Linked DNA regions of Mus musculus: regions 1, 2, 3, 4, 5 and 6 are each linked to region 7. Evidence: chromatin loops called from intact Hi-C (ENCODE). Cell type or tissue: heart. All regions are shown on one strand. Region 1 holds the start of Tm7sf2 (transmembrane 7 superfamily member 2). Region 2 holds the start of Pola2 (polymerase (DNA directed), alpha 2). Region 3 holds the start of Snx15 (sorting nexin 15). Region 4 overlaps Cdca5 (cell division cycle associated 5). Region 5 overlaps Atg2a (autophagy related 2A). Region 6 holds the start of Vps51 (VPS51 GARP complex subunit). Region 7 has its middle 3.1 kb from the start of Men1.

What was found. A loop is a pair of places that touch in the nucleus more often than their neighbours do. Peaks named below come from ENCODE experiments on the same cell type or tissue, not always from the same donor. Only the 100,000 strongest peaks of a DNase experiment are listed, where the experiment ranks them.
Region 1: a loop joins it to region 7, with 2.3 times the contacts of the local background. A loop is called at or near these places in 5 of 42 quality-filtered maps.
Region 2: it touches region 7 in a loop (4-fold over the local background); 7 of 42 quality-filtered maps call a loop at or near these places.
Region 3: it touches region 7 in a loop (2.9-fold over the local background); 5 of 42 quality-filtered maps call a loop at or near these places.
Region 4: a loop joins it to region 7, with 2.4 times the contacts of the local background. A loop is called at or near these places in 5 of 42 quality-filtered maps.
Region 5: a loop joins it to region 7, with 5 times the contacts of the local background. A loop is called at or near these places in 22 of 42 quality-filtered maps.
Region 6: a loop joins it to region 7, with 2.9 times the contacts of the local background. A loop is called at or near these places in 9 of 42 quality-filtered maps.

The regions. Positions count from the first base shown.
Region 1 is chr19:6,065,045-6,069,044 of GRCm38, reverse strand. It overlaps Tm7sf2 (transmembrane 7 superfamily member 2), which reads left to right and starts at 1,195. Exons shown (of 10, transcript NM_028454.2): 1 at 1,195-1,376; 2 at 1,726-1,922; 3 at 2,023-2,077; 4 at 2,352-2,546; 5 at 2,631-2,734. The coding sequence starts at 1,325. Vps51 (VPS51 GARP complex subunit) reads left to right here. Exons shown (of 10, transcript NM_001081041.1): 8 at 1-19; 9 at 103-190; 10 at 670-1,203. The coding sequence ends at 930. In heart, CTCF peaks have their summits at 1,094 and 1,891 (motif pointing right); DNase peaks (open chromatin) are centred at 1,134 and 1,964; H3K4me3 peaks cover 2,420 bases; H3K27ac peaks cover 2,226 bases.
Region 2 is chr19:5,963,176-5,967,175 of GRCm38, reverse strand. Pola2 (polymerase (DNA directed), alpha 2) reads left to right here and starts at 2,970. Exons shown (of 18, transcript NM_008893.3): 1 at 2,970-3,350. The coding sequence starts at 3,272. In heart, a CTCF peak has its summit at 1,743 (motif pointing left); DNase peaks (open chromatin) are centred at 1,725 and 2,945; H3K4me3 peaks cover 2,064 bases; H3K27ac peaks cover 2,679 bases.
Region 3 is chr19:6,124,875-6,128,874 of GRCm38, reverse strand. Snx15 (sorting nexin 15) reads left to right here and starts at 615. Exons shown (of 8, transcript NM_026912.2): 1 at 615-826. The coding sequence starts at 728. In heart, a CTCF peak has its summit at 2,371 (motif pointing right); DNase peaks (open chromatin) are centred at 624 and 814; H3K4me3 peaks cover 1,238 bases; H3K27ac peaks cover 1,297 bases.
Region 4 is chr19:6,087,629-6,091,628 of GRCm38, reverse strand. Cdca5 (cell division cycle associated 5) reads right to left here. Exons shown (of 6, transcript NM_026410.3): 5 at 1,105-1,578; 6 at 1-981. The coding sequence ends at 901. Among named protein-coding and RNA genes, the nearest start is that of Cdca5, 4.5 kb to the right of the region's middle. In heart, a CTCF peak has its summit at 2,157; no DNase peak of the experiment used is centred here.
Region 5 is chr19:6,259,584-6,263,583 of GRCm38, reverse strand. It overlaps Atg2a (autophagy related 2A), which reads right to left. Exons shown (of 40, transcript NM_194348.3): 38 at 3,441-3,595; 39 at 2,060-2,212; 40 at 1,280-1,983. The coding sequence ends at 1,747. Among named protein-coding and RNA genes, the nearest start is that of Mir194-2, 3.1 kb to the left of the region's middle. In heart, CTCF peaks have their summits at 2,426 (motif pointing right) and 2,935 (motif pointing right); DNase peaks (open chromatin) are centred at 449, 1,263, 2,113 and 3,052.
Region 6 is chr19:6,075,689-6,079,688 of GRCm38, reverse strand. It overlaps Vps51 (VPS51 GARP complex subunit), which reads left to right and starts at 2,502. Exons shown (of 10, transcript NM_001081041.1): 1 at 2,502-2,738; 2 at 3,197-3,326. The coding sequence starts at 2,511. It also overlaps a transcript of Tmem262 not described here. In heart, no CTCF peak of the experiment used is centred here; DNase peaks (open chromatin) are centred at 2,468 and 2,708; H3K4me3 peaks cover 2,209 bases; H3K27ac peaks cover 1,308 bases.
Region 7 is chr19:6,329,908-6,333,907 of GRCm38, reverse strand. No RefSeq gene overlaps it. Among named protein-coding and RNA genes, the nearest start is that of Men1, 3.1 kb to the left of the region's middle. In heart, a CTCF peak has its summit at 2,060 (motif pointing right); DNase peaks (open chromatin) are centred at 1,827 and 2,115; H3K4me3 peaks cover 632 bases; H3K27ac peaks cover 624 bases; H3K27me3 peaks cover 222 bases.

The DNA of each region.
Region 1 (4,000 bases), 260 kb after region 7:
CACCCAGCTACACACCCAGGTCAGGCTGCTAGGAGCCTCCCTGAGAGACAGAAGAGGGAGGCTGGGCAGAGTGGCCTCTCACTCTTTCTTTCCCCCTTCCAGTGCTCCCATGGACACAAACCTCCTGAGCAATATTCAGAAGCTGTTCTCTGAACGGATCGATGTGTTCAGCCCCGTGGAATTCAACAAGGTCTGAAGTACCTTCTCCTCTACATCCCAGGGGAAGGGTGGCTCCCACACTAACCCAGAGAGCCCTAGGACCACATCTGAGCAGAATTAAAGATCACTTTACGTAATCTCTGTCTCTAGGTCCAGAGCAAAACCACCTTGTCCACACTTTACTCTCCAAACTAGTCTTTAGTCATCGGGGGTTCCCACTCATATCTTGATCTCTGCCCCTCCGAAGCCCAAGCTCAGCAATATCTTTCCTCCATTTTACTTTGTAGTCAGTGGTGACTGCTGCCCATCGTATTCATGAGGCCCCATCTCTGATCTGACCACCGGGGTTTACCTGCCCTCGCCTTTATGGTGGCAACATTGCATTGTTCCCTTCTTAGCTGAGCCCTAGAAATTTCTGTCTTTATCTCCCTTGCCTCTGCTCAGAATTTGGATGTATCCTCCTCCCCAAAAGACGGCAATCCTGAGCTGCATCCCTGTGTCCACCTGCAGGTGTCGGTGCTGACTGGCATCATTAAGATCAGCTTGAAGACACTACTGGAGTGTGTGCGCCTACGCACCTTTGGGCGCTTTGGGCTGCAGCAGGTGCAGGTGGACTGCCACTTCCTGCAGCTTTACTTGTGGCGCTTTGTGGCTGATGAGGAGCTAGTGCACCTGCTGCTGGACGAAGTAGTAGCCTCAGCTGCTCTGCGCTGTCCCGACCCAGTGCCCATGGAACCTAGTGTTGTCGAGGTCATCTGCGAGCGCGGCTAGAATCTGCCAACGAGTCGCGTAGTAGCCCTATCGCCCTGTCCTCCCTGTGCCCTGTTCTCATCCTAGAGGCCCTTCCCCGCTGGCGGGTTCATGGATCCTTCTAATAAACTTATGTGTCCTCCTCCTTCCTCTTGCCTGCAGGGGCGGGACCCGCCCGGGTTGGGTTTCAGTGCCGAAGCTTCTGAGGCGCCAGCATGGGGCCCGCCTCCCAGCGCTGATTGGCTACTGTGCTGGGCCCAGGGTGGGCAGAGGGCGCGTCCATTTAAAGATCAATGAACAAGAGCAGCAGCTTTTCCACCTCCGTGTCTGATGCAGAGCCATAACCCGGCATGGGGCGGTTTGTGTTTCCTTGATCGACTTTTGTGAACCATTGTTCCCCGGCAAAGCAGAGATCATGACTTCTCGTGAGGCCTCCCAGGCCCCACTGGAATTCGGGGGGCCGTTGGGTAAATGGGAAGGTTTGGGGTGGAGGCTGACCTGATGCCACTTAACGGGAGCAGGATAGGATACGAGCTCTATAGAAGGCTCGGAGCAGAAGGATCCGGTGCGCGGGTGTCGGGGTGTCTGCAGAAGAGGAGGGAGTGCTGACAGCAGCACAGCGGGGAGTTTGTGTAATGAAAGACAGTTGGGAGAGCAGGATGGTCTTTGGGAATGCCAGAGGGCAGAGGAACAAGATGAAAATTAAGATAGGAGTATGGCGCTGGGAAACTGCTAAGCAGGCAGGTGACTCAAGGCGCCCGAGGACTTGAGAGAGCTCTTGGGAGCAGTCACGCTACACAGTGGCCCTCTTTCCAGGCGTCGCGGCTTTACTGATCCTGCTGCCTGCCACCATGTTCCACCTGCTCCTGGCGGCTCGCTCGGGCCCGGCGCGCCTCCTGGCCCTACCGGCCTATCTGCCTGGGCTGGAGGAGCTGTGGAGCCCATGGGCTCTGCTGCTATTGTTCATCTGGCTCGGCCTGCAGGTGGCGCTCTATTTGCTGCCTGCACGCAAGGTGTGTGATCTGTTTTAACACACCAGGGAGGAGGGTGCAGGGAGGGCTGGAGCCTGGGAAGTCATCCCCAGCTCTTATAAAACCTGCCCTGTACCCGCAGGTGGCCGAAGGCCTGGAACTGAAGGACAAGAGTCGCCTGCGCTACCCTATTAATGGTGACTGGGGTTCCCCCCCCTCCCTGAATCGCAGTTAACATGGGTTGGGGTGGGTTCCAAGGGTGGTGGGAGGTTTATGGACCAGCTCTGATGACATGTTTGTGCCCTTATGGGAACCTCGCCGTGCATCTACCTCTTTTGCTACTACTCAGCTCCAGGCCAATGGCCAATGTTCTCCCAGAACTGCGTGTGTGTGTGTGTGTGTGTGTGTGTGTGTGTGTTGGCTTTGGAAGTATGCAAGCCACCCCAGGGCTCACTCTGTGCTGTGGTTCAGGCTTCCAGGCTCTGGTGCTAACAGCCCTGTTGATGGGGCTGGGGGTGTCAGTGGGGCTGCCCCTGGGGGCACTCCCTGGAATGCTCCTGCCCTTGGCCTTTGCGACCACTCTCACCAGCTTTATCTTCAGCCTCCTCCTCTATGCGAAGGCTTTGGTAGCTCCTGCCTCAGCCCTGGCTCCTGGGGGAAACTCAGGTGAGAAGGGTCCCAGTGAGGTAGGGATGAGGTAGGTGGGATGCATGCATACCTGGTGTGCCTTCACCTTCTGTTGTTCCCCAGGAAATTCCATGTATGACTTCTTTCTTGGACGGGAGCTGAACCCTCGCCTCGGTTCCTTTGACTTCAAATATTTCTGTGAGCTGAGACCTGGCCTCATTGGCTGGGTATGCTGACATGCTGGACTTAATTCTGCTGGACTTGGGCCAGGAGAAGAGCAGAGTGGGCTAGCATTGCTGGGTGGGCAGCAATCATTCATTCATTCATTTGCCAATATGTTGCTGTGTTATGAACCTATGGTTTTGCTTTAATAGAACAAGAGGGTTTTTAATATAAAATCTTGAGAGAGAGAGAGAGAGAGCGCGCGCATTTGGCTTATGTACATAAAGCCCTAGATTCCAACCCTAGCACCACAAAACTAAATCTATACCACAGTGATGACAGGCTGTATGGGGGAGCAAAGCAGGCAGCGAGCTGGGAAAGCAGGTGCAGCTTCGGATGTAGCGGCCAAATATAAAATCAACTTCAAAGACAGCTAAGGAGAAGCTTGAAGGACCAGGCAACTGCCTCCAGGGATTGTCAGATTTAACACCTTGTTTGTCATTGGTGGCCTTGACAACAGGCCAGCTGTTCTTGTGTTAAGATCACATGTACATGGGGTACATGGGTGGTGGCCAAGAGCTCCAAAGGGGCTCAGGCAAGGTCCTGCCTTCACTGTAGAGGCAGGAGTGCCCATGTCCACTGAATCTGAGTTTGGATTTGGTTTAGTTTTGAAACAGGTCTCACTCGGATAGTCCAGACTAGTCTCAAAATCAAGGTTCCTTCTACTTCCCTCAGCTAATCAAGTAACTAGGATTACAGTTACTACAATCCCACCAGGCCTAGTCCCAACATTAATCGGAGACTGGCCTGTCAACATATATGCCAGAATATAAGGTTATTTTCTCACTCATAAAACAGGATTGAATGAAATTTTCTTCTACAATTTCCTGTGAGGGCTGGGTGTAGTAGGGCATGCCTTTGATCCCAGCACTCCAGAGGCAATAGCAGGCAGATCTCTGTGAGTTCAAGGCCAGCCTGGTCTATATGGTTCCAAATCAACCAAAGCTACTTAGTGAAACTCTCTCTCTCTCTCTCTCTCTCTCTCTCTCTCACTCTCTCTCTCAAGAAAATACCACATCAGTATTACTGAAGAAACTACACTATTCAGGCCACTGGAGCTACTAGAAAGAGAGTCTAAAGCCAGGCAGTGGTGGTGCACACCCTTAATCCAGCACTTTGGCAGAGACAGGTGGATCTCTGAGTTCGAAGCTAGCCTGGTCTACAGAAAAAGTTTCAGGACAGCGAGGGATACACAAAGAAACCCTGACTTATTTATATTTTTTAAAGATGTATTTGATTTATATGAGTACACTGTAGCTGTTTCCAGACAC
Region 2 (4,000 bases), 370 kb after region 7:
TCCACTGCCTAGGAGATCCTAAGCCAGTTCCCCTGACCCTAAGCTTCCTCCATAGATTTGCATCTTTTGAGAGCCTGCCAGGAGCCAGGCACCAGGTCAGAGCAGGGAGTGTTCTGATGGGAATATACCAGTCCAAACGTGAGCTGCGTGCAATCCCAACAGGGATGAGGGTGAAGAAGAGGCCCCGGAGGCCGTGCAGGATGACACAGCAAAATGCTACAGAGATGAGATAGGAAGAGTCAGCTTCAGGAGTGAGGAACATTCCAGGAGAGTACTGGGAGGGGCACTCGGCGCCATGGGACACATCCAGGCTTGAAAGGAGGAATGTGAGAGGAGCCCACTAGAAGGGGTTGGAGCTGACAGGGTCACAGTGGCTTCAACAGGGCCTGAGCACGCAAAGGCTGGGGATGTGGCTCAGCAGTAGAGTGCACACCCAGGGAGGAAAGATGACTGGGAGACACCCAACTGAGCACAGGCTTGGTGACCTCGGTTGCTGTCCCACTCCTTCAGAGTTACCATCACTCCCTACCTCTGGCCACAGGCCACAGTGCCTCGTAGGCAGCTCCATAAACTGTGGCTTTCCTTCCTCCCTCCCTCCCTCCCTCCCTCCCTCTCTGCTTCCCTTCATTCTTTTCTTCCTTTGTCTTATTTTGGTTTCTGCCTGGCCTCTAAGGGTTACCTTAAGAAACACTACTGCCAGGCAGTGGTGGCGCACACCTTTAATTCCAGCTCTTGGGAGCCAGAGGCAGGTGGATTTCTGAGTTTGAAACCAGCCTGGTCTACAGAGTGAGTTCCAGGACAGCCAGAGCTACACAGAGAAACCCTGTCTTGAAAAAAACCAAAAGAAGAAAAAAGAAAGAAAGAGAGAAAGACTACTTTGGCTGGATGGGATGTGTGTGGTGTTGCTCAACTTTAATCTCAGCAACAACAATACTTTGGGGCGGGGGCTACAGAGATGTTTGACATTTAAGAGACTTACTGCTTTTGCAAAGGATCTGGGTTCAATTTCTAGAACCCACATGGTGGCTAACAATTTAATCTCTAAGTCCAGTTCCAGGAAATCTGATGCCCTCTTCTGGCCTCCTCAGCATCAGACATACCTGAAGTCAAAACATTCATACGCACAAAATAATAAAATAGTCAAAAGATTACTTTGGGGGCTGGAGAGGTGGCTCAGTGGTTAAGAGCACTGACTATTCTTCCAAAGGTCCAGAGTTCAAATCCCAGCAACCACATGGTGGCTCACAACCATCTTGTAATGAGATCTGACAGCATTTTCTGGGTGTCTGAAGAAAGCTACAGTGCACTTAGACATAATAATAAAGAAATCTAGAAAGAAAGAAAGAAAGAAAGAAAGAAAGAAAGAAAGAAAGATGGCTTTGCTTTATTTATGCATTCATTTGAGGCAGGGTCTCCTGTAGCAGGCTGGCCTTGAACTTCTGATGTAGCTAAGGGTAACTTCTGGTCCTTCATTCCCAAGTACTGGGATTACAAATGTGCCAATGGCCATCAGATTCTGAGGGTCACACCCAAGGTTTAGATACGCCAGGCAAGCACTCTGCCAGGTGTGCTACACCCCTAATCTCTAGAAATGGGTGATAATTGGTTCAAGGTTTGTGAGGCTGTATTTAAATCTTACCTCTCTTTATCAGAAAGGCCATAAGCCTCAGATGTTAATGATGTGTGGCAGCACTGAGGGACTAAATCGTAGTGTTGTGTGACCTTGCTGCCACCTGGTGGCTAAATTCCTGCAGCCCAGCCCAGTGCTTCCTGCTACTAGTGTGAAAACCCAGTAAAGTTTTGTTTTGTTTTGTTTTTCTGTTGGACAGACTTAAAATGTGGGCCTAGTCGGCTGCAGTCTCGTGTTAATATCTCACCTCAGCCTCCCAAATATTGAGATTGAAGCTTTGAGCCACGATGTTCACTGAGAAAGTTGAAGTTCAATCAGCCTTTAAACACACAGACACACTTTGTTTTTGTTTTGAGACAGGGTTTCTCAGTGTGGCCCTGCTGTTCTGGGTGCCATTCTGTAGACCAGGCTGGCCTTAAACTCAGTAATCTTCCTGCTTCTGCTTCCTTAGTGCTGGGGCTAGCGGCATGGTTTTAAATGGGTGTTTGTGAGTACCTGAGTGTATGTATGTGCACCATGTGATTGTAGGAGCCTGTGGAGGTCAGGAGGTCTCAGGTCCCCTGAAACTGGAGTTAGAGGCAGCTGTGAGCCACCACACTAGTGCTGGAACCAAACCCAAGTCCTTTGTGAGATCAGTAAGCGTAACTGCTAAACCATCTCTGCAGTCCTGTTTGGTGTTTCTTGCTTGCTTGTTAGGGTCTCTCTGTATAGCCTTGGCTGGAACTTGCAGAGACCTGCCTCAGCCTCCAAGTGCTGAGATTACAGGTGTGTGCTACCAGGCCTAGCTTCAAACCGTTTTTTCTTAAAGGCTCTGCCAGTCTTCCATTCCATTCTTAGGGTGTCACAGATCAATTGACCTAAGCCAAATCAATGGAGATTTTGGTTCGAAAATTTGGTAAATACATCAAGAAGAGAATGCACTCCTTGTTTTACTCTCTAACCACTCCCCCTTCAGTGACCTGCCCTCCCGCTATCCCCGTGACTGACAATCATAACAGCTATAATAACCACATTCCCTACGAAAGCGTTAGATCAGGACGAACCAAGGCAGAGCAGGATGGAGATGCTGAGGTGGGGGAGGAAGGAGCTAACGTGCCCTTCCAGGGCCGTGCTGGACACACGTGTCAGTCACTGCAAGATACAGACAAACAGCGCCTCCTGGCCAAGGGTAAAAAAAAAGGGACAAACAAGCATCGCAGAGCTTAGCAGAACAGGCGACTCCTGAAACAGCCACAGTACGGGGTCTCGATTCTCAATTTCCGCGCGGAGTGACGCGCAGAGGCGCGTTCTGCGCAGCTGCAGTGGGAGGACCGGCGCGTGCGCGGGGAGGGCGGGGCCCGAGCAGAACCTCGCGCAAGCGCGCGCTAGGCAAAGCGTTTGGCGGGTTTTTCCTGTGCTGTGCTCCTCACGGAGAAGCTAAGGTGTAGTCCTCGGAAGCAAGTTTTCTCTCTGGATCGAGACCTCTCGAGGGCTTTTGAAGTATTTCTCTGTGACCTGGTGGCTGGGGTCGTTTGAGGGCTTAGGCCAGGTGGTCTCGTGACACGTCCCTGTCACCTTCCGGTAAAGCGAAAGGATAAGCGTCTGCAGGGTAGAGCTGAGGTCGGGGCCCGGCGGCAGGCGCCCGGCCACTCCCGGGTCACCATGGCCGTGTCCACCCAGCAGCTGGCGGAGGAACTACAGATCTTCGGCCTGGACTACGAGGACTCCCTGTTGGAGAAACGTGAGTCCCGAACCGAGAGGATCGCTTCCAAGTTCTATATGCTTGTGTGGTACCTATTGGGTCCCGACTAAACAACAGGTGACATTACCAATAGGAGACATTGGAACCGTTTGCATCTCATACCTAGTCATCTCTTGCTCAATGACTTTTCTCATTAGAGGTTTTTTTGTTTGTTTGGTTTTTAAAGACAGAGTCTTTCTGGGTAACCCCAGAACTCATTATGTAGATTACTGTGCTGGCCTTGAACTCACGGAGATCGCCTGCCTCTGCTTCCCGAGTGCTGGGGTTAACGATGTACACCACCATGCCCTGCTCATCAGAGTTTTTAGTGATCTGTGCAAATAGGAATTCCTCTAGGTGGATCCTAGTCCTTTATTTTAGCTTTGGAAGAAACTTCAAGGTGCTTATTGGCTCCCTCTCTTTATAGATGGAGGGACATGGGCAAGGAGACTTAGTTGCCTGATTGTGTGCCGACCCCTGACTTTTGCTCTGGAGTACAGTGCCTCATCCTATTGCTCCACAGAGACCAGTGGTAAAGATTTAAATCACACATCTCTCCTGGAAGATGTGTGCATCAGTGTCAGAATAGCAGTGTGTGTACCCCTTGAAATTCTTACTGTAGGAAATAAAACCGTAGTATAAGTGGGCTT
Region 3 (4,000 bases), 210 kb after region 7:
CAACTACATAGAGAGTCTGAGGCCAAACTGGGCTACATGAGATCATCTCAACGTCCAACCTCCCCAAATTTGAAGCAGTTAAGGGGAATTCAAATACGTGTAAGTGTTGTGATTTCAGAGCCTCTGTCACTATCCAGTTTTTTCAGCATCAGAAAATGTCAGTGTGTGTCGTTCCCCCCACCCCCCAATCCGCACAGGGAGGCAGGGAACTTGGCTCTGCTAGGCACATTTTGAACACAATAAAAGTTGCATGGGTTAGACCCTATGCCAAGCACCTGAAGTTCCAGATACTCAGGAGGCTTAGGTAGGAGAATATTTTAAGCCCAGAAGTTGGTCAACACAGCAGAGATCTTAGCTTAAAATAATTCATAAATAAGAGGCTGGATGAGTGTAAAGAAGATAAATAAAGAAACGTTTCGGAGGTCTGTAAGGAGGGTTTACGTTAGGGGGAAGTGGGTTCAATCACATGCCAGGATGCCAGCTGGTAAATCCTCTCCCAAACAACCAATCCTTAGTCTCTACCTAGAACTCCGCTTTACCAATGACCTAGAACTTGTCAGACACTCCCTTAGCCACGCCCCCAAGCCAAGAACGGTTGTGTCACTTGCGACTAGGTCCCTGGGCCTGAAGAAGGGCGCAGGCCGGATCCTGGCAGTGGCAGTAGGCTCAACACGCGGGGAGCGGGGGCGACGTGCAGGAGGAGGAGCCGGCGACCGGCTCCGCTGTCATGTCGCGCCAAGCGAAGGATGACTTCCTGCGACACTACACAGTCTCGGACCCTAGGACCCACCCCAAGGGTTACACAGAGTACAAAGTAACCGCTCAGGTGAGGTGGGACCCAGCGGGGGAGCATTACCCTTTTAAGCAGCTCCGGATCCGTGCTGTACCTTAAAGGCAAAGAGCTTCAAGGAGGTCGCGGTTTGGCCTACACAAATAGATTTCCCCTTTAAGAGGCGCCTGAGACAGAAGATTTAAGGCGCCTCACCTCCTGGGGCGGGGCTAAGGGTCATTTTTTAAAGTCTGTGGAGCTTGGCTCTGCGCTTGGCCCGGTACCCCCTCTCTGTTGTTGGTGATGTCTAGATGCGGTCTACGAATTTCTCAAAGCAAGAAAACTCCGGATTAACCTAAATATTCCTTCTCTAATCGCTTAGAGTAACTTTTGGTAATTTTCCCTGCTTGATCCGTAAAAGCCCCACCACCACCTTTTTATTTATCTATCTTTTCTTTTTTTGAGACAGCCCTGGCTTTTGCGAACTCACGATGTAAACTAGACTGGCCCGGAAGTCACCGAGACCCTCCTGCATCTGCCTCCCAAGTGCTATGATTAAAGGCGTGCACCACCAGGACCAACTATAAAAAAAGCTCTTTAAAAGTTTAAATGTATGTGTGTGTGTATATACACATATACACATATAATTTTATTATACTATTTATATATTATATATATATAATTTGTGTGGTTTTAAAAACTCACGCAAAAAAAAAAAAAGACTGGTCTTAACAGATAAGGAAGTCAATAAGCTGAAATTGGTGTTTGTAACAATAAAACTTAGAATGAGCTCGTAGAAACATCAGCATGAAAGAATGCTTTTAGAATTTTACCCAAGGTAACTATGGAGGTCTCCAATGGGAGAAACCGGGTTGCTGCGGAAAGACTGACTATATATTTTCTTGTACTTAAATTTTTTTCAACTTGGCAACTGTTTGATTAGTGGCTTGTCGACTGTTAAAAGGAAGCAAACACATACAAGTCGCTCCCAAAGCAATCTAAGTCAGAGTCTTAGATACGTCAAGAGTGTTCCGGGGGTTTACTTTTTCATGCCAAAAAATACAAATATAATAATTGTCTCTAGGAAGATGCCGGAGGGTAGAAAGGATGACAAGGCATTCAGAACCCTTATGTCTTCCTGTTAGCCTTTTAGATCTAGTCACATGCCTTACACATGCATAGAGTTGTTTTTTTTTTCCAGTGCTAGGGTTGAACTCATGGCCTCCCACATTTTAGAGAACTCTCTCTCTCTCTCTCATTCTCATTCTCTCTCTCTCTCATTCTCTCTCTCTCTCTCTCCATGTCTCTCTCTTGCCACAGCACCCTACAAGATGATCCTTTTTTTATTTTATAGATTTATTTACTTAATTTTTTTCTTTATTTATTTCGAGGCATGTTTTTTCCCTGTAGCCCTGGTTGTCCTGGGACTTGTGTTGTAGACCAGGCTCAAACAGAGATCCATTTGCCTCTGCCTCCCCAGTGCAGCATCCCTAGGGATTAAAAATGTGTACTACCCCTCCTGGCTTATTTACTTAAAGATTTAAAACGTAGTTGTTTTTTTAAAAAACAAAAACATCTGTGCACTCTCCATGCAATACCAAAGGAGGCCAGAAGAGGGTGGTAGATCCCTATTGATTGGAATTACAAGCGCTTGTGTGCCCTCACGTTGGTGCTGGGAATAGAACTTCTGTCCTCTAGAAAGCAGCCAGTGCTCTTAACCTGAGCCATCGATCCAGCTCCAGATTTATTTAATTTTATATGTATGAATATTTTGCCTGTATGTATGTTTATGTACCAAATACAAGCCTGGTGAGATCAAAGGTCAAAAGAGGTCTTGAATCTCCTGGAATTGGACTTAGAAATTATTTCTATCTGCCATCTCAGTGCTGGGAACCAAACCCAGGTCCTTGGCTACAGCAGCGAGTGCTTTTACCTGCTGAATCATCTCTCCTTGTTTCTGGCTGATGTACGTGTCTGTGTGAATGTGTAGCACAACTGCGTGTGGATGCCTGTTGAGGTCAGAGGAAGGTGCATCAGATCTGATCCCCTGGAGCCAGAATTACAAACGATTATGAGCCACATAATGTGGGTACTGTTCTGGGCACTGAATGTAGTGCTTGGAAGATCAGGTCATGCTCTTAACTACCGAGCCACCCCTCCTGTCCCCATCCTTAGATTTTAAATGGGCATCTTAATCATGTCTGGTTTGCTGAGATCTAGAAAAAAAAAATGGAAAGGATGTTTTGAAAACTGTTGATTCTAAACTGTACAACCTTACTGTAAAACTCCCATAAGCATAATAGCAAAAACTAAGTGTTACTTCTGTCTCGGGCCAATTCTGTTCTTCCAGAGTGCCCAACCCCACTGCTAACTCTGTCTTCATGGGTATGAGACATTGTAGCTCCTCTCTTTTTTTTTTTAAAGATTTATTTATTTATTATATGTAAGTACACTGTAGCTGTCTTCAGACACTCCAGAAGAGGGCATCAGATCTTGCTACGGATGGTTGTGAGCCACCATGTGGTTGCTGGGATTTGAACTCCGGACCTTTCACCAGCCCGTAGCTCCTCTCTTAAGAAGAACTGGATCCTGGGACAGACTCTCATTTTTTTTAAATGATTTATTTATTTTTACTTTATTTTCTGTGCATCGGTGTTTGACACAGCCAGTGCTCTTAACTGCCAAGCCATCTCTCCAGGAACCATCTCTCCAGCCCCTAGACTCTCATTTCCTGAGAAGCATAGTTTTGTTTTGTTTTGTTTTGTTTTCCTTTCTGAATACCAGGACGTGGCCCTAGGGAGGAACTGGGATAGAAGTTGAGTGCCAAGCCTAGGGGTGAGTGTCTTTACCCCACTTAAGAAGCAGAAGCAGCCACATCTCTGTGACTTTGAAGCCAACCTAACCGTCAAAGCAGGTTCTAGGCAGTTCTAGGCCTGCCAGGGCTACAGAGGGGAGCCTTGTCACTGCTTAAAAAAAAAAAAAAAAAAAGGAAAAAAAACCCGCCAATTAAAAAAAAATAATAAAGTTGGGAGATGATGGAGAGATGACTCAGCAGCTAAGAACACTGCTGCTCTTCCAGAGGCTCTGAATTCAGTTCCCAACTAACACATGGTGGTGCAGCTCACAAAACATCTGCTGGCATGTAGGTATACATGCAGATAGCACTGCTAATTTTAAAAAAAATACAAGTAAAAAAGTTAAAAGGTAGCCGGGCAGTGGTGGTGCACGCCT
Region 4 (4,000 bases), 240 kb after region 7:
ACTAAGCCACCCTGGTGGAGCAGGAGCTTACCTGAGCTCTCATTCCCCACAGCTTCTGCTCTCGTGAACTGTAAAGGTTGGAAGGCCAATGGCCTTTAAACCACAGCTTTTACCATGATTGAGAGGTGGCAGGCAGGAAGGAACCTTAGAAGCCATGATACATCCACTTTTGTTCCCAGCAACCCCCAGGAATGGTTGGTCTCACATGAGAGCAATAGTTTTAAGCTCACAGCAAAAGCTGTCTAGTAGGTGAGAGATGAGGTGACATGGTGTCTAGGGCTGAGGCCACACAGCTTGTATTCAAAGAAACAGATGTGGGCGAGGAAAGAGGTCAAAGCAGAGACTATAAAGCTTACACTGGTGCATCCGAGGCCCACGCTATCAAGTGTACCCACTTTGCTGTAAGCAGCAGCACCCCGTTCACCAATGTCAACAGCAGAGCACAGACACGGACCAGTTCCTACATAAGTCACTGTGTTAAAAACCAATTATGCTTCCTCCCGTTCATATCCTGGACTCCAGAGACTCAATGTAAAAATCCTCCCTCAAGCATTTAACTGTCTCCCTGGTCTTTGAGATCTCTCAACTCTACAGAACCAAAGCAGAACACAAAACCTCTCTGCTGGTTGGTGGCTGAATGCAACAGCAGAGACAGCCCATGGCTAACCCTGTTTCTGACAGTTCCGGTTCAGAGCAGTGGATTCTCATCCCCAACGCTGTAGAGGTAGACAGTCCAGGGCAAGGAGACACAATATAACAAGAGGCCAGCAATACCTTTCTGGGTAACAAGGCTAGTGAAAGGGACCCCACATATCCTGCTCTACTCAAAAGGCAATATGTACAGGAAGAGGGGAGAGCCAGCCAGGTCACCCCACTTAATGACGGGCATCCCAGTTCATCTCATTCAATCAGAAGCTCAAACTGCTCGGCAGCTTCAAATTCAGCATTCATGGCCACAGCCCACTTATCCAGCTCTGATTTCTGGTGGAAAGAAATGAGGGCACATGAGTGGGAGGGAAGAGCAGCCATGTTGGCCAGAGCACTAGACCCACACCTCAGACATTGCCTTCCCACCAAGAGTCAGAGAAGTCTGGCCCCACTCACCAGGATTTCAGGAACCTTCTTCTTTCGTTTCTCTTTCACAACTGGGGGAGAGATTCCAGGGAGCGTTCTAGCCGGAACCAAGTCCTTCGTACTATCTGGAACCAAGTCCTTCGTTCTAGCCGGAACCAAGTCCTTTGCAGGTACCTTTGGGGTCTCGATTAACTTTGAACACACGACAGGTGAGACTCCAGGCAAGTCGTCAGGTCCCTCAAAGCCAAAGAAGGATCGGCGGCCAGGGGTGGAGGTTGAGGCACAACCAAGGCTCTGTAGCCGACTGTACGACCGCCTGACTTTCTGAGACATTTCCAGGTCTCTGCTGTCCAGCTCTGCTTCTCCAGAGTCAGGCTCAACATTCTGAGTGTACAGCACGGGGGTGCTGGAGGGAGTACCAGGGACACTACAAGTCTTGAAGAGGTCTTCTTTCGTGGGTACCTTGAGCGGAGGGTTGTTCTCTTTTTCCAAAATAAAAGAGATCTGTATCAGGACAGGAGAGAAGTCTCGTGAGCGAGGGGTTCAGGATGGAAAGACTGCCTACAGGACACACGGAGTTTCTACTGTTGCTTTGTACTTCATGTTGTAGGGCTGGAGTGCAGGACCTTGTCCAAGTTCAGCAAACACTGTGCTGTGAGTGCAGCTCCATCCCCAGGCCATGATAGATTTTAAGCAACAAGCGCAGCCATTGAACACAGGCCCACAATGCACGAGCCCTGCATCCCATGCCCACTGTCAGGAAGAGAGAGAGGAGTTACACTTGTGATGATTATATCTGCTGCTGCTACCACCAGATGTGTCTGGTATATAGCTACCACCTGTTAGCTGATGTAAAATCTCAGCAGGTCTAAACTGGCTTGATAGCCTCCTAATTACTTTGCCTGTATCCAGGCTCACCCTTTATGGGCCATCTGCTATGTAACTGCTAGAGATTTTTCAAAACTGTTCATTTGGCCAAGTATCTATTGGTGACCTGTCCTATACCAGGGACTGTTTTGGGTACTGCAAATACATCAAGGGAAACAAAAAGCCACCTAGTGGCACTTCAGTGCTCCCTCCCGTTGTAGCGACAAGAACATAATGAGGGGACTGAAGACGTGGCTCAGCAGTTAAGAGCACTGACTGCTCTTCCAGAGGTCCAGAGTTCAAATCCCAGCAACCACATGGTGGCTCACAACCATCTGATGCCCTCTTCTGGTGTGTCTGAAGACAGCTAACTCACATAAATAAATCTTTAAAAAGAAATTATTTTTTTTTAAAAAGGAACACAGCAAGGAGCACTGGGGTCAGAGGGCAGAATCCGCTGGGTGGTGGCAGTGGTGGCGCACACCTTTATCCCTGTACGTGGGGGGCAGAGGCAGAAGGCTCGGAGTTGCTGGCTGTAGAACAAAACTTGGGGCAGGTTGGGATTGTAGTCTCACTGAGGAGGAGACACGAGCTGTGGTGTGAAGGCGTGGAGCTGAGCTGTGTGGACATCTAGAGTAACTGCGTTCTGGGTTGGGCGGGGCGGAGCGGGGGGTGAGCCAATACAAAAGCCTTGAAGACAGGTGTTTCAGTCAGGGTCAAGGAACAAAATGGGCCAGAGTGGCTGAGGTCAGGAAGTGATGATCCAGAGACTGCAGGCGAAGCTAGAACAGAGCTACCGCCCTGTGTATTACAGTCCACCACACTACCACCTCCATGTACACGGCCATCAGAAGGGCTTTGACCCACGGCCAGTGGAGCCATGGCACAGCTGTCAAGAGCAAAAGCTTAACCTGACATATGCACTTGAGGCTAAGGTACTGGTTCTTCACACCCCACTCAGGTCACACAGCTCCTCCCCAGGGAGGCTCTCCATACCTGAGATCCAGCCCAGCCCAGCGCAGCCCAGCCCCTCTGCAACCCTACCATCCCAACGCTGTCTTTTACCTAGGACCACACTCTAGCTGTCTGCAGTTGGTCTGTTACGTCATTCACCCATCCAGACAGGTGAGCTGAGGGTCAGGACACCGCCTGATCACTGTCAAAGCCCACACGTCCAGCAGAGCCCTGCACACTGCAGGCTCAGAGTGGACGTGAAACATGGCAACTACTTTTCAAGAGCTGAAGACCTAGTAAACTCGTCAAAGGACAAACTCAGGGAGGGGCACTGTGCTCTAATACAAGGAAGTCATCAGAGATTTCCTGGCCATAAGCTCTGGAGAATTTTGTTCTGCAGCCCTGGCTGGCCTGCAACTCAGAGATCCTTCTGCCTCTGCCCCCCAAGTGCAGGAATAAAGGTGTGCACCACCACTGCCACCACCCAGCTGATTCTGTCTTCTGACCCCGAGTGTTCCTCACTGTGTTCTTTTTTTTGTTGTTGTTGTTTTGTTGTTGTTGTTTTTTCGAGACAGGGTTTCTCTGTATAGCCCTGGCTGTCCCGGAGCTCACTTTGTAGACCAGGCTGGCCTTGAACTCAGAAATCCGCCTGCCTCTGCCTCCCGAGTGCTGGGATTTTAGGCGTGCGCCACCACACCGGGGCCACCACCATCTTAGTTGGGCCTTCACCATCTTAACTCTCCTCATTGGTCCTAGGACTCCAATGACGTCATTCACAGAGAAACCTTTCTACAATACTTCGGCTTTATTATGTCAGTACTTTGGTTAAAAGCTGGTTGGGAAGCTAGGTGGGGTAGTGCATGCCTTTAACCCTAGCACTAGGGTGGGGGTTGAATCTCGGTGAGTTTGAGGCCTGCCTGGTCTTCAAAGCAAGTTCTAGGACTTGAAAACCCACCTCCACCATCACAAGATGGCTGGGATTATCTCAACAGCAGGGTACCTGCTTAGTACTGCCCTGGGATAGATCTCCAGCACCACACACATCAGAATAACAAATCAAACTGGCAATTTGCCTCACGTCTGCAATTCCCAGGACACTGAGAAA
Region 5 (4,000 bases), 70 kb after region 7:
CAAGGGAGATGCCAGACTAGATGGTTTCCGGTTTCCCCACAGCCCAGTAGCCCCCTCAAGGCCCAGCCTCCTGTTCCATGAGGCCCTGGACATCTAGAAGACAGACATGGCTGCTTAAGAATTCTGTCTCCATAGAGCAGGGAAGCACCAGCCACTTTACCCAAAGGTGGAAACAGAGCCACAGGACAGAACTTGCTCAGAAGGGCTGATGGCTTGGCAGGAAGGCTTGGAGTCGGGAGCCTTCAGCAGCCTTCTGGAGGACAGCCTGGGAGCTCTTACCTTGCACCTAGCTGGCCTTCGGGGCACAAGGAGGAAGTGGGGCCACCCTGGGCCAAGCCTTTTGAGCCGTTGGCCCAGCCCTGGTTGCGTTAATGATTAGCCCACTGCCATCAATACTGACCCTAAGAGGGGTCCGAAGGGCAGCAGACCTGGACTGTGCCCCAGCTGGCAGGGCGGGTCCAGGAAGTACCAGACTGGGTCTTCAGCTACCCAGTGCCACCAGACCCTGGCCACCCATGGGCTTCATTGGCTTGACCTCATGCCTAGTCTGTTGGCCCTAGCTAGCCAGACAGCCAAACTAGGGGATGGGGCACAAGGAAGTCCTCTCATGCTTAATACTCAGGTCTATGATGGGGGCCAAAGGAGGAGCGACCACAGCTAACTTCAGGGGGAACCAGGGATGCCCAACAAGTGATCCTTCCCACAGGCCCACCCACTTCCTGGCAGTGCTACCGAGGGTGGCTCCCCGTGAACAATGAACGTGGGATGGTCAGCAGGCATCTTCTGGACAACACAGCTTTGTCCCAGCATAAGAAAGCCACTCTCTCAAAATGGTGGGAATAGGCCTCAACCTCCCCGAGTGGGACACCCTGGACACTGCCACGGCTGGCAGACTAACAGATGTTGCCTTAGGTCACAGAGATTCCCAGGACAGGCCTGGAGCCCTGCTTCGCTCCAGCCTCAAGAATAAGGCTGGAGCCTGGGGTCTGACAGGAATAGAACCAAGGAATGGGGTTTGATGCGGACTCTCAGGGACTCTTCCTCTGGGGCTGCCAGGCAACTTCCCCCAGCTTCACTTGGAAGTAGTGCCAAGATGACAGGCACCAGGATGGTAAGTAGGTTGAACCCAAAGCCTGTTTGCATCAGAAGGCTGAGGGTGAAGTGTGGCGCCTCCTGGTGGCAGGAGGTGTGTACTGCGTGCAGAAGTGGGAACTGGCAGATCAAGGCTTAGACAGAGTGGGGCAGACTGGGGTCTCACAGGTACAGAGGACCTGGACGTGGCCTGGGCTGGCGGTGGGCAAGTTTATTCCACTTCATGCAGACACTGACCCACACGCTCAGAGATCTTAAAAATACACCGACCCACATGGCATCTATCCCCCACCTCCCCGTGAGACACGGAGAGACACTTGGCTGAGTGGGGTCCATGGGTCCAAAAGCCTCCATCCTCATTCTGGAACAAGGCAGCAGTGTGGGCCCAGGTAGCAGGGAGAAGCAATGTCCTTTCTCCCCAGATGAAAGTGCACAGACAGGGCAGAGGCCCCAAAGCCGGGAGGCCCCACTCTCTCGGCCAGTTGGCAACAAGCAGGCTGGGCAGGTATCCTTCACAGTGGCCATCCTTTGAAGGACCTGGTGGCCTAGCTGTGGGTCACAGCAATCAGGAAAACAGGGAGCTGGTGGCACCACTGTGGCTGGCTGGACACGGTGAGCATGTTGGGACAGTGGGTGGATCTTGGGTGCCTGCAGTCAGTCCTGGGCCTCCTCCAATCGCCACTTGAGAGCATGGTCCTTGTGCGCATCTGGAAGGATCTGGTTACGCATGCCCCCTAGCACGTTGGATGTTGCCTCTGTTGCTACGATTATTGGTTTTACCACGGTTGGGGGGAGCTGTCGGATCACACCCCCCACGGCACCTGTCAGTCCCTTCTGCTCATGGCCCCTGGATGCCACATCACAGATGGTTTGAGCTGTATCCAGGATACCCTGTGGAGGTCAGAGGTCAGTGAGAATGAGGGGTGGGCATGGGGGCACCTGCAAGTGGGTCTAGGGTGGTCCTCACCTCTCGAACAGCATCATAAGCCTTAGCCATGCCTTCCCGGAGGTCAGCAGGTTGTTGACCTCTGCGTAGCTTCCGCGAAGAGCGCTTGTCTTGTAGGGATCGGGAGACAGGAGAAGCCGGGGACAGGATGTCATACACTGTCTCAGCTGTAGCCTGAAGGACACCAGGGTTGGATGATGGCAGGGTGGCCTTCCCTTGCAGGCCACCCTGGGGACCAGACCTTCCAGCATGACTATTCCTGTCCCAGCCAGTCTTTGCCTCACCCCCCCACTCCCCTCCCATCACCTACCGAAGAGAACTTCCTACATTTTTGTTAAATATTCATTTATTTTAATTTGTGTGTGATTCCAAGTGATGCAGTACCCCTGGAGGCCAGAAGAGGGCACTGGATCCTTTGGCGCTGGAGTTACAGCCACCCATAAAGCGCTAGAAACTGAGCCCCAAGCCTCTGCGAGAGCAGCTTCAGCCTTAACTGCTGGGCCACCTCTCCACCTCTTCAAAGGACCTCCTTAACTGAAGGAGACATTTATACACCCTTCCAGGGCTGGTAAGATGGCTCCCAAGGTCAAGGCATTTGCTGTGAGGTGACCTGAAATCAATCCCCAACCCTAGAGACTCACATGGTAGAGAGGACTGAGTCCCAAAAATTGTCTGACCTCAAATACAAGCCATGGCACACACACAAAGAATAAATAAGAAAGAAGAAGGAGGGAGAGGAGGAGAAGGAAGAGGAGGAGAAAGAGGAAGAAGAAGAGGAAGAAGAGAAAAGTCTTTTGGGCTGGGTGAGGTGGTCATGGTTGAAGGCACTGGAAAACTTTCCTGTGGGCCTCCCACCTAGGCTGGGCATGCTGACACCTGCCGGAGCTGTCTAGTTCCCCACTAGAGGGCACCCCTGTACAGTTATCAGAACAATAGAGCCTTCTGCCCACCACCCCTCTGGCCTGTGCCCCCTCCCACTGCAGACCCCTGGAACTCTGCCCTCCCCTCTGAGGGCTGAGCTCAAAGCTCTCTTGATGCAGTGTTTCCACATACCCGCAGACACACCCAGTCCTACCCCAGGACTCAATCACTCCCCTGAAGACCAGGGCTTTGGTAGGGGGTGGTCTCTGGGGCTCAGTGAAACACAGAACCTGGAAGAACTAACTGGGATGGGTCTCTGCGTCTGCTCCCTGGACACGCATCACTTCCAGGCAGCTGGAGCATGTGACATGGTCGGTTCTGACGGCCCAGATGCACTTTGGCTCCACCATGGGAGCCTCCATGGCATGTGGCTTTAACTGTGCCCAGCCTTTTCAAGTTTCGGCTTTCAGGGGGACTGTGCAGACAGAGTCGGGAGCCCAGGGACAAGGGTATCTATTTCCTGTTCCGGCCCTGCACTCACCTGGATGGCCTGGACCAGCCTGTTGCTCAGTTCCAGAGCAGCAGAGGCTGTGGATGACCCAAAGGAGGCAGCCCCACGCTGCAGCCCCCGAATGAGGCGCCCATCTTTCCTGTACTGCTCGATGGGTAGCCACAGCAGGTCCCGGAACCCTTGGACTAGAAGACAGGATTATCAGAGAGGCCAAGCCTGCCCTGGCTTTTCTTCTCTGCCCAACGACCCTTTCCCAATCCAATTTCTTTTCCTTCCTTCCTTCCCTCCCTTCCTTCTTTCCTTCCTTCTTTCCTTCCTTCCTTCCTTCCTTCCTTCCTTCCTTCCTTCCTTCCTTCCTTCCTTCCTTCCTTCCTTCCTATTCTTGAGACAGGGTTTCTCTGTGTAGCTCTGGCTGTCCTGGAACTCACTTTGTAGACCATGCTGGCCTCGATCTCAGAAATCCGCCTGCCTCTGCCTCCCAAGTACTGGGGTTAAAGGCCTGTGCCACCACTGCCTGGTGCCAGTCCAGTTTCTCTTCCCTTAATTTTTTTGTTAAAACAGAATCTTGCTAAGTAGCTTTCCCCGGGCCC
Region 6 (4,000 bases), 250 kb after region 7:
GCTCTAATTGAAGCACTAGACTTAACACAACATGTTACCACAAACTTCAATGAGCAGAGTCTGGAAATTAATCTAAATTTTCCTTTTCTTTAGATAGTATTCTGGGATGACTACAGAGTAATTCCCCCAATGCCAGCGCCTTCCCCCTCTCAGTTCTGGCCACCAGATTTCCTAGGAAACCAGAAACAGCAGAAACTTGTTTTCCCTCCAGTCAGGTCGCCAGCCTTGTCTAAGCTCTGTGGTGTTAGTGGTGCTTGTCGCCGGGGTTCTGTGCACGTCCTTTCTGTCTCTCTGCAGTGCTAGTTGGTATACTCCCAAGGCCCAAGTATCTTTATAGCATGAAAGATAAATAGGGTTTTCAAGATCACATTTAACTAGTACTAATTAACCTAGGGTTGGTTTTGTTTGAGATAAGGTCTCATTAGGCAGCCCTGGAACTCATTTTTGTAGACAAGGCTGGCCTCGAACTCACAGAGATTTACCTGCCTGGATCAAAGGATTGTGCCACTATGCCCAGCCTCATTTATTTTAGTGTGGGTGAAGTGAAGAGTGTGTGCATTGCCACAATGCATATATGATGGTCAGAGGACAACTTTCAGGAATCCACTCTTGACTGCTAAGCCGTCTCTCCAGCCCTTTTGTTTATTCAGCTTTTGGGAGAGTTTTTACATAGCCCAGGCTGCTTCAAACTTACAAGGATGACCGTGACCTTCTCCTGATCACTTGCCTGGCCCACAATGTTCTAGGCAGGTGCACATCAGTACACCTGGGTTTTATTTTCATTTTGATTTTTTTTCCTGTATGGATGAGTATTTTGCCTGCATGCACATGTATTCCTGCTCCCCATGGAGACCAAAAAGATACTGGATCCCCCCCCCCCCCAGGGTGTTACAGACAGTTGTGAGCTTGGGGATTGAACCTGGGTCATCAGGAAGAGCAGCAAGTGAAACCATCTCTCCAGCTCAAATTCACTTTCTTAAAGCTTCGTGGGCTGAGATCCTCAGATGTACAGTTTCTAAATAGCCCCCTGGATAAGAAGGCAAGAAAATGTTTTGGTCCAAGACAAGTGAATACATGATCCCTTTAGTCTGTGACAAGAGCAACCATGCATGTCAGGCTGAGAAGCAGGCTGTGGACATGGTAGCACAGACTTTTAGTCCCAGCACTCAGGAAGCAGAGGTGGCTGGATCTCTGAGTTTGAGGCCAGCCTGGTCTACAATAATGAGTTTCAGGTCAGCCAAAGTTAGAGTGAGATGATGCCTCAAAGAGGAAGAAAGAGAGAGAAAAGAAAGGAAGGGTTTGAGCTGGCACAGGGTGAACTGCTCTTGCACTTTGGTTTCCAGCATCATGACGGGTAGCTCACACATGAGCTGTAACTACAGCTCTGAGTTATCCCCTGGTCTCTGCACACATAAATACACATATAATACTGGGGGCCGGACAGATGGCGATTTAATACCATTCAGAACTGTTTTTAGCTAGGCAGTGGAGCTGGTGACAGTGTTATCACATGCCTTTAGTCTCAACACTTGGGAGGCAGACAGGTTCTACACTAGGACCAGTTCCAGGACAGTCAGGGCTAAGCAGAGAAACCGTCTTGAAAAAAATAAAAATAAAAAGTATACCATTTAGATTTTTTTTTAACTCCTAATTTTCAGATAAAAACAGTGTTTGGTCTGCTGAAACTCCTGGCAGCCCAGCACCCTATCAGCCCATCCTCGGTAACGTTTACAGTACATCATTAGTAAAGTCTCATTTTCTTCTATTTAACTCCACATATAATCTGACCTCATCCCCTCTTAAGAGCTTCGTCTTTTTTTTTTTTTTTTTTTTTTTTTTTTTTGAGACAGGGTTTCTCTGTGTAGCCCTGGCTGTCCTGGAACTCATGGAACTCACTCTGTAGACCAGGCTGGCTGGCCTCGAACTCAGAAATTCACCTGCCTCTGCCTCCCAAGTGCTGGGATTAAAGGTGTGCGCCACTACGCCCTGCTGAGAGCTTCGTTTTATGCCTACATCTTTAAAACTTCCGAATTATCCTCAATCCCAACTGCTCACGTATCACATTTCACTAACTTCTTAAGATTAACATCTTAAATTCTCTAAGTAGAATAAAGTTTCTCATATTGAATGACTCCTTGGAGACAGAACCTTGGGAAACACTGCGTTAAAGCCATATTGCAGGCTACTAAATGGACGTTTGAACCTTGCAGACCCCCCCTGTGACGCATATTCGATCTTCTGCAAGTCTCTTTCCTGTGCGGATGCAGGATTGGGACGCCACGATTCACCCAAGTAGCACAGCAAAATCACAGAAACTCAACGATCCAGAAGTTCAGTGAAACCTCTGTGCTCCAGAAGGACAAGCGCAAGACGGAACTTTAGTCTCACATATCCTACAGCTGCAGAGGAACGTTTCACCTGAAGGACCGCCTGGTTGTAGCAAGTTTCTGGTCCCCGGAAGTGCATCTGTTCCCTCCCCTGCCTCACCCCTTTGAGTTGAGGTTGGAGCTATGGCGGCTGCGGCAGCTGTGGGGCCTGGCCTAGGGTCCGGGCCTGGAGACTCCCCAGAAGGTCCCGAGGCGGACGCTCCGGAGCGTCGGCGGAAGGCTCACGGGATGCTGAAGCTTTACTACGGCCTCTCGGAGGGGGAGGTGGCGGGGCATCCCGCAGGGCCTGACCCTCTGGACCCAACCGATCTCAATGGGGCGCACTTCGACCCGGAAGTTTATCTTGACAAGGTGTGTGTGTGAAATGGGGCGGGTCCAGACCCCAAATATCTTGGACCCTAGATCTTACTCCCGATTTGGTTGCTGTGGTGACGGCAGCGGGGTTTATAAGAGGACAGCCCTTACTAGGCAATAGAGGCAGATCTGGAGGCCAAGGGAGCCTGGGCCTGACTTGAGGTCACACTGGGTCTGAGGTCTCGGTGCTGGCTCGTGGTAGTGGGTGTGACCATGCTCTTGACAGGCGCTAGGCAGGGCCTAGGTTGACTTTAAACTAAGCCAGAAGACCATGAACGCTGACAAATCCCAAATTGGGTCTAACCTGTGAAGTGTGCTACTTAAAGTGTGCCACTTATGGAATTCCTGATAAGGGTGGGATTGGAGTTGTCTTGCACTGAAATCCAACTAACGTAAAGCAGGGTAGCAGGACGTGAGTGAGCACTAACGCTGACTGTTCCTACCTGCTTCTCTAGCTGCGTAGAGAATGTCCTCTGGCCCAGCTGATGGACAGTGAGACGGACATGGTACGGCAGATCCGGGCTCTAGACAGCGACATGCAGACCCTGGTCTATGAGAACTACAACAAGTTCATCTCAGCTACAGGTGACCCCACTGGGACACACTCCTCAGTCTTACACCACCCCCACCAGGTCCTCACCCCGTGTTAAGAAAAACAGGGATTAAAGGAAAGAGACCCAGATTACAATTGGGTCCCAACCTTAATCCACTGCTGCTGAAGTGATGACTCCTGTGGGGGTGGGGTTTGTCCAAAGGACCAGCGCTGGGAAGGAAGAATGAAATGCAGTGAGTTTCTCTGCAGCACTTAGGAAGCACCAGCGTTTCAGTAAGCTTTAGCTTTGTTTGTTTATTTATATTGTGCACATGCATATGTGTGGGACACAACATTTGTGTGGGGGTCAGAAGACAACTTTCAGGAGTCTGTATTCTCCTTCCACCATGAGGGTGCCAGGGATTGAAGTCAGGTTATCAGGCTTGGTGACAAACACATTTGCCTGCTACTAAGCCATCTCAAAGTCAATTAAAATTTTTGTTAAAAATGTTATTAGTGGTAACTTTTGTTTCTGGTCAGTCTGCCTTCAGAGCAGATTTGCCACTCTCTCCCCCTCTGTCTGTATCCTCATTCCTTAAGATTTACTAATAGTTTTTGGGTCCAGGAGTCACCCCACAAACCACATGAACACCAATCTCAGTCACATAGGCACGGTTATTGAGTGCACACCCCAAGACTAATTGATTAGGGCAACAGCTCACAGATT
Region 7 (4,000 bases):
GTTGTACCAGTAGGAGGACCTGAGTTCAAATACCCAGAATTCACTTATACGTTTGGAATCCTAGCATTATAGGGCATGGATGGGGAATGGGGTCAGTGTGGGGGTTAAAGGGAGGAGGGTCTTGGGACTTCCTGCCTAACGACCTAGCTGCAGGTTCAGAGAGAGAGCCTGTGTAAAGGGAAGAAGACAGAGAGAGTCATAAAGAAGGATATGTGATCTTTCTGTTTTCCACATCTGAGCAGCTCCTTACACAGGTGTAAAGACACCACACACATATACAAGCAGAACCTCTTCCTTTCTTTCTTTCTTCCTTTCTTCCTTCCTTTCTTTCTTTCTTTCTTTCTTTCTTTCTTTCTTTCTTTTTTGGTTGTTTGTTTGTCTGTTTTGTTTTTTGTTTTTAGAGACAGGGTTTTTCTGTGTAGCCATGGATGTCTTGGAATTCACTCTGTAGACCAGGCTGGCCTCAAACTCAGAGAGATCTGATTGTCTCTGCCTGAGTGCTGGGGTTAAAGGTGTGAGCCATCACCATCCAGCTACATCTACCCATGCATTTTAAAGTTTCTTTGATTTTTAAGTTTCTTTGTTCTGTAAAGCTAAGAAATTGCTGTCATATTGGAACATGGAGTTTGGATTAACCTAAATTTGTATTCCTGGACCATGGTTACTCAAATTTGGCTTTAGAATAAACTATATATTATTCTTTTGAAGAGGGGCTGGTCATGGTGATGCATACCTTTAATCCTAGTACTCTGCAAACAAGTTCCAGGCCAGCCACGGCTACATAGTGAGATCCTGTCTCAGAAAACAAACACAAAAATTGGGGCTGGAGAAAGGGCTCAGCTGTTAAGAGCACTGACTGCTCTTCCAGAGGTTCCGGTGGTGGCTCACAACTGTCTGTAAATCAGATATCACAGAATCCAATGTCCTCTTTTAGCTTCCATGATACATGTGGAACACAGGCATACATGCAGGCAAAACACCCGTACACATAAACTTCAATAAAAAAAATTACTAAAAAAAAAAAATTGCTAGGCATGGTGGCACATGCCTTGGGAGGCAGAGGCAGGCAGATTTCTGAGTTTGAGGCCAGCCTGGTCTACAGAATGAGTTCCAGGACAGCCAGGGCTATACAGAGAAACCCTATCTTGAAAAACCAAAAAACAAAAAAACAAAACAAAAAACCCAAAACAAGACAAAACAAAAACAGACTTAAAAATTAAAATACTAATTATTTTTTATTTATGTATAATTTTTTATTCCTTAAAGATTTATTTGTTTTATGTAAATACACTGTTGCTGTCACACCAGAGAGGGGCATCAGATTAAGATGGTCGTGAGCCACCAGTGGTTGCTGGGAATTGAACTCAGAACCTCTGGAAGAGCAGCCAGTGCTCTTAACCTGTGAGCCATCTTTCCAGCCCCCTAATTTATTATAAAAGAGCTTGAATGTATGAATCCAGGGAGGTCTCTAGTCTATCCTAACATGGTACGTAGGTAATCAAGGCTCACAGTGCTTACAACCTATTTCCAAATGATGTACCAGCCCACCATTTCACTTCTGTCCCAGACTTAAAGCTGAATACTTGTATAAAGACAATGAGTTTCTTTAGCTCACAACGGCAGTTCTGGCGTGGGTCCCTTTGAATTTGTCACCTTATGACAGTGTGATAGGAGAGCTGACAATGAAGCAACAAGCAAGGGGCACAGAAGCCAGGGCTATCTCTCAAGCCTCTTCGTTTGCCTTTGAGACAAGGGTTCATCAGTCCTGTAGGAGGAGTCCTATGACCTGGCCTCAGACTTGCTGTGCAGCGGAGGATGACCTTGACCTCCTGATCCTCCAGTCTCCAACTACAGAGCGGCAACCACAGAATGCGCCACGACAGCCAGCCCTAGAATAGCTCCACAGTACTGCAGAAGATCATTTAGCGGGCCTGTTTGTCAGATTCAGCAAACCAGTCACATCTGAGTCCTGGAAAGAACATGGGATGGGCACCGAAACTGACTTTCCCAAAATACGTTGGTCTTTTGTGGTCAGAATCTGTATGCTCTTCTACAGCTGTTACACTAGGTGGCGCTCTGAACTCAGGTTTGCATTGATTCTGCTCTGAACTTCAAGCCTTTTAAAATCGGTGTTTTGTGGGCAGGGTGTTGGAAACTTTGGGCAATTGTAGCTGCTCTTGAGTGGCCCATATTCTTGAAAGTTACTTCATGCAGCTTTTATCCGTCGTATCGCCTAGGTGGTCAGCCAGGATGGCGCTGAATATCACCTCTCAGACACCGGCTGTCAGAAGTGAATGAGCACAAACTTTTCACTTTCTTTCTTTTTCTTTTCCCTGAGACAGGGTTTCCTCTGTGTAGTCCTGGAAGTCACTCTATAGACCTGGACTCAGAAATCCACCTGCCTCTGCCTCCCTAGTACTGAGATTAAAGTTGTGCACCACTGCCCAACCGACTTCCCACTTTCTAAAGGAAGTCCTGTCGGTTAGAAGCAGCTGTCGATGCTATGCTTGGCGTGCAGCAGCTGAAGGTTGTAAGTTTGAATCAGTCGTGGGAATGACTAACAGGTTTTCTATGAAGCAAGATGTCTTAAGCCATGGCACAGTGTGCCTGTTGTTAAGGGTTATTGCTGTTATAGACCAAGGGAAACTGGAGAGAGGAACTACAATGCAGATGCCAATCTAAGTGTTCCCAAACTGATACTGTTAAAAAGGAGGCCCAGAGAGAAGGGTATTTCTGGACCAACAGATACTATGCCTTGGTGGTTAGACCTCAAAAGAGCTGGCAGAATCCACAAGGTTTTCAACTCCTCTGAAGATGGCATCCCCAAAATGTTGTCAGGAGCAGGTAGGAAGCCCCCATGACTTGGTTCCACATTGTTCTGCAGAGACGGTGCACGAAGACAAGGAGCATGGCACAGAGCAGCCTCGGTCTCTGGCCAGGCCTGGAGGCTGAGCTCATGGAGAGGACTCCTAAGACTTAGTCCAGTTAAAACAAAGCCTTTAGCCGGGCATGGTGGCACACGCCTTTAATTCTGCACTTGGGAGGCAGAGGCAGGCAGATTTCTGAGTTCGAGGCCAGCCTGCTCTACAGAGTGAGTTCCAGGACAGCCAGGGCTACACAGAGAAACTCTGTCTCAAAAACAAAACAAAACCAAAAACAAAACAAACAAAAAACAAAAACAACTAAGCCTTCAAGGGTAGCAAAGAAAGCCAGGCAGGAGTGGGGTGCACACCTTTAATCCCAGGGCTTCAGAGACAGAGTCAGGAGAATCTCAGAGTCCCCAGCAAATCTGGTCTACAGAGTTCCAGGATGGCCAGGGCTACACAGAAAACCATGTCTCAAAACACCTCTCTGCAAAGAAGAGTAATAAATAAATGGTCAGCCTGGAAGAGAGAGAACGGGGCTATACTCCTTTATCTTCCCAAGCTGGACTCCTAGGAGCCTTTTATCTGTCTAGATCCTCCCTCCTTGGGGTGGACACCCTAACAACTCGGTCCTGTGAAATAATAATTCAGAGTCACACAGAATTATCCTAGTCTCTTGTGTGGGCGGCAGCAGCCCCCCCTCCCCCAGTGATGACGAAACATATTGCTAGGGGGTTCCATGTCATTGTCTCCTCCTCTTGCTCCTTTCTTCTTTTAAAATTTTAATTTATTCACTTTATATGCCAATCTCTGCTTCCCCTTCTCAGTTCTCCCCTTCACACAGTCTGCCTCTCCCCTCTTCTCCTTTGGGAGGTTAGAGCCCCCTATTCGGGTATCCTCCCCCCCCCCCCCCCCCGCCTCCGGCACATCAAGTCTCTGTAGAGCTAGGAGCATCCTCTCCACTGAGGCCAGACAAGGCAGCCCAGTTAGGGGAACATACTCCACAGACAGGCAACTGCTTTAAGTATAGCCACCACTGCCGCCGCCACCTTCTTCTCCATCTTCCTCCTCTTCCTTCTTCTAACACTTATTTATGAAAGGCATTCATGCCACAGAGGACACATGCCAAGGTCAGA